2 separate regions of the Mus musculus genome follow, and region 2 is linked to region 1. Evidence: chromatin loops called from intact Hi-C (ENCODE). Cell type or tissue: left cerebral cortex. All regions are shown on one strand. Links, peaks and the distances in the headings refer to the core of each region. The heading gives the core; the rest is flanking DNA. Region 1 overlaps Cse1l (chromosome segregation 1-like (S. cerevisiae)). Region 2 overlaps Znfx1 (zinc finger, NFX1-type containing 1).

What was found. Hi-C counts contacts between places; a loop is a spot of excess contacts. Peaks named below come from ENCODE experiments on the same cell type or tissue, not always from the same donor. Only the 100,000 strongest peaks of a DNase experiment are listed, where the experiment ranks them.
Region 2: a loop joins it to region 1, with 2.7 times the contacts of the local background. A loop is called at or near these places in 2 of 42 quality-filtered maps.

The regions. Positions count from the first base shown.
Region 1 is chr2:166,931,630-166,937,002 of GRCm38, forward strand. Cse1l (chromosome segregation 1-like (S. cerevisiae)) reads left to right here. Exons shown (of 25, transcript NM_023565.3): 14 at 504-565; 15 at 3,124-3,260; 16 at 4,294-4,397. Among named protein-coding and RNA genes, the nearest start is that of Gm31204, 27 kb to the left of the region's middle. In left cerebral cortex, for the core only: no CTCF peak of the experiment used is centred there; a DNase peak (open chromatin) is centred at 2,563.
Region 2 is chr2:167,042,029-167,047,401 of GRCm38, forward strand. It overlaps Znfx1 (zinc finger, NFX1-type containing 1), which reads right to left. Exons shown (of 14, transcript NM_001033196.2): 7 at 4,864-4,978; 8 at 1,968-2,215; 9 at 520-659; 10 at 22-176. Among named protein-coding and RNA genes, the nearest start is that of Zfas1, 18 kb to the right of the region's middle. In left cerebral cortex, for the core only: a CTCF peak has its summit at 2,892 (motif pointing right); no DNase peak of the experiment used is centred there.

The sequences.
Region 1 (5,373 bases), core at 325-5,324:
CAAGTTCCAGGCCACATGGACATAGATGAGATTCTGTTTCCAAAAACAAGGAAATCAAATGTAGTTTGAAAGGATGTGAGATTGGTAAGGCACTTTTCAATTTTGTGAGCAGGCTGATATAAAGTGAAATAATTGTTTTAACAATTTTTGTAGGTTCGTATGTAGCCAGACATGATGGAGCGTCCCTTTAACTGCACACAAGGGTCAGCAGTATTGTAATGAGCTTCTGTGTCATTCGCTGGCTTTATAATTAGTATTAGCTGGCCAGTATTTTACCATCACTAACTTGCTTTCCTTTCACAAGACGAATTGAAAGCAAATGGCAGCTGAGTGAATTGAGTTTAGACAGCTTAATTGTTGGGACATTGACATTCATGCACATCAGTTAACTCTGGTCACCTGACCAGGAGTAGCTTGTTTAAGCTCCGATGTCTGATTTGTCAGTAATCTTCAGATCTTAAGTAATTGTGGTTTTTGTTTTTTGTTTTTTTGTTTTTTTTCAGTGAATGAGTTTCCTGTGCTTAAAGCTGATGGTATCAAATATATTATGATTTTTAGGAATCAAGTAAGTAGTGCTTTCCCCCTGTCCCCACCTTGAGTTTGTTTTGTGTAGCAGCTTCTTAAGTCTACTGTGCAATCAATATTGTATATCTACATCTAGCCAAAAACCTTCCTTAGTAACCTGGGATTCCAGGTGACGCTTCATTTCCCTTAGTTATCTTTTTTTCCCTTGTCCTGGGAACTGAACCCATGGACTCAAACATGCTAGGGAATCATCCTGATGTGTTGATCCATGTAGTCCTCTTTGTATCTTGTGTTCTTCCCTAGTTATATTAAAGACTGATCCGAACTCTCCACAGGTTGCTTTAGTTCACCTGTCTGGTGTGTTCTTCTTCATACTGGAGTGAGCTCTGCTCGCCTTACAGTTAGGACAGTTCATTAAAAAAGTGCGGCATTGCACACTGCTTCTGGCTCAGTGTATCCTCACGGTAGTGTCTTGATCCTCTAGTCTAGCTTGAATTAATACATGTATATGGGATAAATGGGTATGCCACAGCATAAGTACAGAGGTCAGAAGACAAATGGCTGGAGTGGTCCTCTCCTGACATGTGGGCGGAGCGAACATCAGGCATGGCCGCAAGCATCTGTATTTCCATCTTGTTGGAGCTGACCACTTGATTTCTCCCAAGAGAGGAAAAATGCATCATGGATATACTTTGTCATATTACTTATGTTTTCTATTATTATTTGTGTTATTATCCAAGCACTCAATGACAGCTGTCCACTTTTAGAAATAGCATGGTCGCCGGGCGTGGTGGTGCACGCCTTTAATCCCAGCACTTGGGAGGCAGAGGCAGGTGGATTTCTGAGTTCAAGGCCAGCCTGGTCTACAGAGTGAGTTCAGGACAGCCAGAGCTACACAGAGAAACCCTGTCTCGAAAAACCAAAAAAAAAAAAAGAAAAAAAGAAAAGCTCACCATCATCTCTTCTTTTTATAACATTTTAATATTTTGCATATTCTTAGGTTTACTTACAAAATACACACCTCATGATTTTTACTGTATTTTAACATTGCTACAATGTTGTCAGGAGATAATATAGTTGTCAGTTTCTATAGAAAACATTCTTGTAGTTATCTTACTCATACAGGCTTTAGGATGGTTTAGCTGCCTATTTTTGGCTAACAGGCCTCTGGCATATTGCTTCTGTGTCTACTTTATATAGAGTCTAAAGTCATTGCTAGTTTTTCTCAAATGATAAGATGTTCCAGATTCATCTTCTACATTTCCTGCCTAGACCTGGCTAGCCCCTGTGAAAGGTGGAAATTTAAAGACCACTGTCTGCAGCCGGCTATGGCTGCCTATACATGTACTCCCGGGATTCGGGAGTCTGAGAGGCAAAAGCAGGGTGGCCTCCGTAAGCAAGGCCACTTGAGGATGTCCTGTCTCAAAGGAAAACCGCAACTTAGACTAGACCACCAAATGGCCCCAGGGTTATCACCAATGAAGTGTTACTGGTTCTTCTGGGGGAAAATTGAAAAGGAAATAAATCACTGTAGGATAATTCTTTCTTTTGATTTGGGCTTTGCATTGTCTTCACAACAGTGTCCTACAGTTTGCCTAGACTGGCTTGGGACTCACTATGAGACCAGGTCGGCCTAACATTTCAGATACTCCTTCCAGGAATTAAAAATATGCACCGCTATACTCCTCTTAATGTAACATTAGTGATGTTCTATTTATACTTACTTCCTTAATTTATCCTAACTTGGAAGTACAAGGATGTTTTAAGTTTGTTATGTGTGTGAGAGTTTTGCTTACAATGCACATGTAGTCCACATGTGTGCCTGGTGCCCTTGCCTGTCATCAGGGGGCATCAGATTCCCTGGTACTGGTGTTACAGATGGTTGTGAGCCACCATGTGTTTGCTGGAGATTGGACCTGGGTCCTCCGAAAGATCAGTGTCTTAACCTCCGAGCCGTCTTTCCAGTCCCTCTCTGGGTATTCACACCCTTGGCGATAACCTAGTTAAATACTTCCAGTGTGGCTCCAGCAGGATGACTCAGCTGGTAAAGGCATCTGTGGCCAAGGCTGGGAACCAGAATTCAGTTTTGAAAATCCACATAGAAGAGCGGTGCCTCCTGCAAGGTGTGAGCTCTCCTCCACGTGCTCAAACACAATTTGAACTACCATATGTAAAATAACTTTGAATTATTTTAAAGTATGGTTCTTAAAATTGTAGAAAGCTGTTTTTCAATATTTTGGTGTGCTTACTTGTTTTAAGATTCTGCCTTCATCATGCCAGGAGTTCAGAAAAGAATGGGGGGCGACAGTGGAGTTAATGGCTAGAGAAGGGGCTCATACCTGTCTCTACTCCAGCTCCAGAGGATCTGACCGCAGGCCCTGAATGCACAGAGCACACACTCATACACATGAGTAAATACTTCCTAATAAACCGTGCTTGGGAACACAGCCGTGCAGACCTCACTCTATCAACAATACAGCCTGTCACAGCACAGCAGGGGGGAGCTGTGGGCCTGGTTATTAATGTCAACGCAGTGGTTTTCCATTTCTTTTTCTAAAAAGTAACATTGGATTTAGAAGATATGGTAATGTTTTTCAGGTACCAAAAGAGCACCTCCTAGTCTCTATTCCCCTCTTGATCAGTCACCTGGAGGCTGAGAGTATTGTCGTCCACACTTATGCCGCACATGCTCTCGAAAGGCTGTTCACTATGAGAGGGTCAAACAATACCACTCTGTAAGTATTTGATTTCTGAGTGTTTCCTGTACTTTTTAGCTTAAGGCAGAGGGGTATACCTTACTGGTGTGAGATGTCTCAGGGTGTTTTCCTAATGTCATTAGTATTTAGAAAAACTTATATGTGTAATTTTTATTCATTTAACTTCTCTTTCCAAAAGGATGTAAGGCAATTCACTAAATAGAGTCATTCTATTAATGAATTAGAGCAGAGTAAAATAACAATTGTGAGGTTGTTGAAAACAAACAAATGTATGTCAGGAGGCCTCATATAATGACAAGCCTGCTAGCTTTATTTGAAGTCTTGTCAGCAGTCAGGAGAGAGGGAAACATGGAGACTTGAGTATTTATTGAGAGTAAAGCAAAGGGCTTCGTCAGACACTGTGTGGCCGCATGTGTCTGCAGTGTCTCCCAACTGCTGCTGCGCATAGCTCTCTTGTTCTCAGCTCTGAGATACACTTCAGTTGAATAACTCATTCTTTGGGTGTCAGGAAAGTAGCTCTTGTGTCTGATGCCAGATGAAATGCACAGGAGGGTTCTGCATGACTGTCAGACCGTTTTTCAGTGTTAAGTCTTGACACCAAGTGCTAGGTAAGACATGGAACACAGTCTTGGGCTCTGATCTTCACCCAGCCTTGAGCACAAACGCTCTCAGTGGCCACACAGGATGAAAGGACATCCTGAGAGGCGCCTTCAGGCCCAGGTGTGAATGCAGAGGTCATTTGCTGTACCTTCAAGAAAAGAAGGTGGCTGAAACCCTTCTGATTGTGGGCGCTGTTCTCTGTGGTTGTAGACAGGAGCAAGAGGCCACTGAGCTCACTGGTGTGTTTGTTCAGTTATGCTTGACCCCGTTGTGTCATTAGGAACTGAACATGAGCGCATGTAAGCAGTTACTTCCTAGATGTGCCCACAATTGTCAGTGGTGAGAGATGGCTCATTTTGTGCCAAGAAGTGTGATGTAGTGTTTGCCCAGGGCACTCCACAGTGAAAGGCTGAGAGTTCGTAGTGACTGAAAGCTGTTTTCTCGTCTATAGTTTTACAGCTGCAGAAATCGCACCGTTTGTTGAGATTCTGCTAACAAACCTTTTCAAAGCTCTCACACTTCCTGGCTCTTCAGAAAATGAATATATTATGAAAGGTAGGCCGTTTCCCTGGTGTTTAGACCATAACTATCTAACCTCAGATTACAAGGTAAACACTCTGTAGTTATACATCAGGTTTCCATACTTCAAAAACTAGGTACTGTCTGTTCAAACAAAAATTTTTCTGCTTTTTTTTTTAAAAGTAAAATAAATGTTACTTTGTTAACTAACATTTTACTTTAGACCTGTAGTAAATTTTAATTTTTCTTTCATAGAGTTATTTTCAGAGTTATTTCAAATTAGCTCATGAAATAGTGTCTGTTGACTGTGCTCTGCTGAGTATGGTAAAGCAGGGCCACCTGCACTTAGCTCCCAGGGGTGCTGGCACAGGATGCCCTGCCATGTGCTAGGAGAGCTCGGTGCCAGCTTTAACTTCCGGAACAATCTCACTGTCACATCTCAGAGGTCTCTATTGCTTTCAAAATCATGATGCATGCTTTCCAAAGGAACTCCCTGAGGGGAGTGTATGTATATGTGACTTTGAATCAAGGTGGATATTCATGGGTTTCAGCACCATGAGGGACCAAAGTGATCTGTGGTCTCTGTTACTGTGTGCCTGTGTGCATGGCGTTGTGACCTTTTCAATAAATATTGTCACATCCTGAGTGCCTTACCTCAGGCTGGGTTGATGTGAGTCTTTATTCAGGTTGAGGACATTTCACAGCCAGAGAAGTGAAATTTCTGCTTCTTAGACCAAGCATGTGGTAGTGGGGCTTTGTGGTCAACCCTGATTCTGGAAATGAACCTCCAGGGCTACTAATGAGCCTTCAGTAGTTTCCCAATGTACGCCTCTCCCGTGCTCTGTGCTTTTAGGTACCTGCCTGTTGCTAGGCAAAGTTTTTACAGTCCAGACTATGGCTTCATATGTTTAGCATTTTAACATGTTTAAGAAGATTGGTAGCTGATATTTTCTTTTAGTTATCTGTGAGCTGAGACTGTGTTTCTTTTAGACCGTGGATAACAATTCTGTCA
Region 2 (5,373 bases), core at 141-5,140, 110 kb after region 1:
AAATCCCACCCACCTTCTTACCTGTGGTTGTCATGCCCACAACTTCGGCATCTTTGAGGATGTGAAGGTCTTCCTGGAGTCTCAGCTCGGCCATTCTTTCTGCCCATGTGCGGTACTGGCGTTCATAGCTGAGGATCCTCCGGCGAGTGTCGGCTTGGTACATCTGCAGCCACAGCCTGGAGAATGAAGAACCAGGAAAGGAAGCCTTTCTTTAGTAAGTGCTCTTTGAGTGAATGATGTGCCAGTTCCTCAAGTGAGCCCTAAAGCGCTCCAGAGTTTACAGGCCAGACAGGGAGAATGAGGCCCAAGATTACAGAAACCCAGGCTGAAAATGCCCCATAAAAGCTGTGCAGGGAGGGAAGCGAAGACAGAGCACACAGACACTCTGCTGTGCAAGCCTCCAATGTCCTCCTCATTTGAGCCGTAGGAGGTCCTGCCCAATCTGACCCATCCTAGGGACCAGACAGAATTCCATGGGAAATCACAGGGACCGGCTAGGTTTGGGCACCACACCCATACCTATAGAGCTGCCAGCGGGAGCTCAGGTCCAGCTGCCAGACGTCCTGGATCCCATTGGCCTCGGCCTTGGTCATGGTATTCAGTTTGCGAAGCTCCACCTTCACTCTCCTCTTCATCTTCTTTTTCTGGCCACGCTGAGTCTACAGATGTAAACCCCAAGAAAGACGGTGAGCAGAGGCCCCAGCACAGGACAAAGGGATGGCTACCTAGTGAGCTCTGTTTCACTCTCTCAACAGCTACTCCATCACGAGTAGTTACACAAAGTTCCAGAGACCTGCCTGGGCCCCAAATCTGTCCTGACTCTTCTCAAGTGATGTGACCTAGGGTGCTTGCTGCAGGCTTGGCAGTGTGAAGAGCCCTGGGAAGGACCTCACCTGGCCAGCAATGGCTGACCACTGGCCACAATGTCTCAGATGTCATCGTGACATTTTCTGACTGTGTTTGGGCCATGTCTCTAGCTTCCCCTTTCCCTGCTACTCCTGCCTGGACTCGCTTTGACAACCATTTCCTCCTCTTTCTACAGTAGGTATGTATCCTCAAAGTAGAGCCTCGCGGGCTCTTGCTCTCTGGGTCACTGCCTAGGAGCTGGCGTTTGATACAGGGTCTGTCATAGGCCAGCTACAATGGTCCTTGCACACAATATCTTATCCCTTCTGGATCTGTCGCTGAATGAAGCTACAAGATTTTATGAGGACTGGCATGTGAACTGATGTCACCACACTAAAGGGCCCAATCCCAAGTGACACAGCAGAGAGAAGCCCAACACAGTTTTAAGAACTGGGCTTATTCCTCTGCCCCACACAATACTACTAACCTGAGCCAGTAAGGCACAGACAGACGCTAAGGTGAAAATTACTGCAGCCATGTTGTCCTTAAGAGGCCTTCATTCTCAGTCAGGGTTACGGGTTGGTATGTGGAGTAGCAGGTCTCCTGTTCACATGCTAGCACAGAGTAAGTGCTTCACAAGCACTGGGAAGCCTATCGGAGACCTAAGCCACAGCACCACACCACCGTGGCTCAGAGATAAGAGCTGGATTCCAGGGCGACTAAGGATGAGGTCCTCGGTTATCTGCACTGGCTGCTCACAGACCCCAAGGCTGACAAGGTGTGTGAGATGACAAAGCACCATACTGTGATGTGACACCATCTAAGTTGCTCGATCCTGCCAGGGCCCCTCTGACCGACCATAGCTTTTTTTTTTTTTTTTTTTTTTTTTTGTAACAGGGTTTTTCTGTGTAGCCCTGGCTATCCTGGAACTCACTCTGTAGACCATAGCTTTTCTACCCTCAGGTTATGTCAGCCAGCTGTGGATGAAGTGATGATGTAACAGTAATAACAGCGTTGGCCAAACTGGGCCTGAACATCGCCAGGGCCTGTTCCAGCAGAGCCCACTCCAAGTCTGCCTGGGAAGACTAAGTCCTCTCTTTCAGGCAAGGAAGCTGGTTTACCTCCCACTCTTCTGTAGCTTGTTCTGGTCCAGCTGTAGTCCCAGGCACTTCCTGGTCCAGTCTCATGGCCAACAGCATTTTAGCCAGCTCCTGGTCGGTTCCGTTCTCTTCCTTCTTTCTTCTTCGAGGTCTCACCACCTCCTCCTCTTCAATCACTCTGTCCGCTTGGATCAGGTCGGCTTCTTCCGCAATCTCGATTAGGGAACCCTCCTCTTCCCCTTCCTCCTCCTCTTCCCCCTCTGCCTGGGCTAAGAGAGGAAGCAGGTAGGAAAAGGATACCTGTGAGAGCTCACACAGGACAGGCTCATGGCGCTAAGCAGTCCTGGGAAGGGAAGGGAAGGGACGAATACCAGGGACAGAGACCTAAAGTTACCTGTAGTGCATTTGCTACATTTTATCAAGTTTTAAAAATTATGTAGAAGAAGGCTCTTTTGGGAGAGGTTGCAGAGAAAGAGTGTCACTGCAAAATCCTAGAATGCACTACGTAGACTGCGTAGCCCAGTCTCAGCCTGTCTGACACCTGCCTGCCTCTGTGTCCCGAATGCTCGAAGGTAAAGGTGTGCATTGCCAGGCCCACTCGGAAAAGTTTCGGTTTTGTTTTCTTTTTTGAGTCAGGATTTTTCTTTATAGCCTTGTCTATCTTAAAATTCATTGTATAGACTAGGCTGGCCCTTGAACTCACAGAAATCTGCCTACCTCTGCTTCTCAAGAATGCTGGGACTAAAAGTGTGGGCCACTACCACCCAGCTATCCAAAAATGCCTTTTAAGAAAGTTTTCACTGTATCAATTATAAAAATGAGGGTAATTATAAATACAATGTAAGTGTGAAATTTACTTTTTATTTACTTAAAATGTTTAGTTATTTAATGTATATTAGTACACTGTAGCTGTTTTTAGATACACCAGAAGAGGGCACTGGGTCTCATTAACAGATGGTTGTGAGCCACCATGCGGTTGAACTCAGGACCTCTGGAAGAGTAGTCAGTGCTATTAACCGCTGAGCCATCTCTCCAGCCCTATTTTTTATTTTTTAATGTGTATTGCTTCCATGTATGTCTGTGCACCACAGGCATGCCTGATGTTGGTATAGGATTCCCCAGGGCTAGACAGTTGTGAGCTGCGATGTGGGTGCTGAGAGCTGAACCCTCTACACGAGTAGCCCATGATCTTAACTGCTAAGTCATCTCTGTGCTCTCCCACTCTGTGCTGGGTTTTCTGTTGTTTTTTTTTTGTTCTTGTTTGTCGTGTGGCTCAGGCTAGCCTCTGACTTCTGAGGCTGGGATTATAACTTGTTTGTTGTGTGGCTCAGGCTAGCCTCTGACTTCTGAGGCTGGGATTATAACTTGTTTGTTGTGTGGCTCAGGCTAGCCTCTGACTCCTGAGGCTGGGGTTATAACTTGTTTGTTGTGTGGCTCAGGCTAGCCTCTGACTCCTGAGGCTGGGGTTATAACTTGTTTGTTGTGTGGCTCAGGCTAGCCTCTGACTCCTGAGGCTGGGATTATAACTTGTTTGTTGTGTGGCTCAGGCTAGCCTCTGACTCCTGAGGCTGGGATTATAACTTGTTTGTTGTGTGGCTCAGGCTAGCCTCTGACTCCTGAGGCTGGGGTTATAACTTGTTTGTAGTGTGGCTCAGGCTAGCCTCTGACTCCTGAGGCTGGGATTATAACTTGTTTGTAGTGTGGCTCAGGCTAGCCTCTGACTCCTGAGGCTGGGATTATAACTTGTTTGTTGTGTGGCTCAGGCTAGCCTCTGACTCCTGAGGCTGGGATTATAACTTGTTTGTAGTGTGGCTCAGGCTAGCCTCTGACTCCTGAGGCTGGGGTTATAACTGTGCATAACCACATATTAAGTCCCCTGGTTTCCTTTTCTTTTCTTTTTTTTTTTTTCTTTTTTTCTTGAGGCAGGGATTCTCTGTGCTGTCCTGGAACTCACTCTGTAGACCAGGTTGGCTTTGAACTCTTAAAGATCCTCCTGCCTCTGCCTCCTGAGTGCTGGAACTCAAGGTGTGCACCACCACTGCCTGGCATCTCTGGTTTCTTTGAAATTTATTTTTATTATTATCAGTACATATGTGTGTATGTGCATATTTGTGTGTGTGTGTTTTGAGACAAGTTCTTACACTGCCCAAGCTGGCTTTGAAGTTGTAATAGAGTCGGTTAGTTTTCTTTTCTTTCTTTTTCCTTTCTTTTTTTGAGACTGGGCCTCTCAACAGCTGTCCTGGAACTTACTATGTAGACCAGGATGGCTCTGAACACACAGAAGTCCTTCTGCCTGTGACTACCTAGTACTGGAATTAAAAATATATGTTGCTGGGCATGGTGACACACGCCTTTAATCCCAGTACTTGGGAGGCAGAGGCAGGTAGATTTCTGAGTTCAAGGCCAGCCTGGTCTACAAAGTGAGTTCCAGGACAGCCAGGGCTATACAGAGAAACCCTGTCTCGAAAAACCAAAAAAAATAAAAAACCAAAAAACAAAAAACTCCAACAAAACAAAACAAAAAATATATATGTCATCACCCCTGACTTTAACTTATTATGTAGGTAAGGATGACCTTGAATTTGTGATCCGCCTGCCTGTACCTCTGAATCCTGGGCTTATCGGCATGTGCCAGCATGCCTGGTTTCAGGGTGCCAAGGATGGAACCACCTACAGCTTTATATATGCCAGGCAAGCACTCAGCTGTGACTCTCTAGTTTCTAACAAGCATTTCCCTTGTGTGTACTCAACAACAGTACTCTCCAAATTGTGCCCATCAGTCTGGGCCTTGCTGTCCTGTTAAGTCCTCTGCTATCTGACGCAGATTGTCATGTATGGACCCTGCATTCTGAGTCAGGTCGTTCTGGCTTTTACTATACTCCAGCTGACGGTGTCTTGGGTCACATGACCCTCCTACCTGTGTTCTCAGGTCCTGCTGGAGATGCACTCTGAGTGAAGGAGCCCACACCAAGCCCCAGCCATTCAAGAATCATGGAGTGCTTCGAGGGCTGCACACAGACCCAGTCAGCATCCTGTGAAGGAAGAATTGTCAGTCATGAGAATTCTGTGGCAACCAGAATGAAGACAGTGTCTCTTCAAAGGATTTAAAATTCTTTCCTGGGCTGGAGAGATGGCTCAGAGGTTAACAGCACTGGCTGCTCTTCCAGACATCCTGAGTTCAAGTCCCAGCAACCACATGGTGGCTCACAACCATCTATGAGATCTGGTGCCCTCTTCTGGTGTGCAGGAATTTACGTAGGCAGAACACTATGTACATAGTAAATAAATAAATCTTTAAGGGGGAAAAAAAGGATGATATAAAATTCTTTCCTGAGGGTAAATCTCAAGAGTAGGTTCTTGCTTAGTTTGTATGATGTCCTGAGTTCTAACCCAAGCATAGAAAATCTAACCCTTAAACCTTATGTTC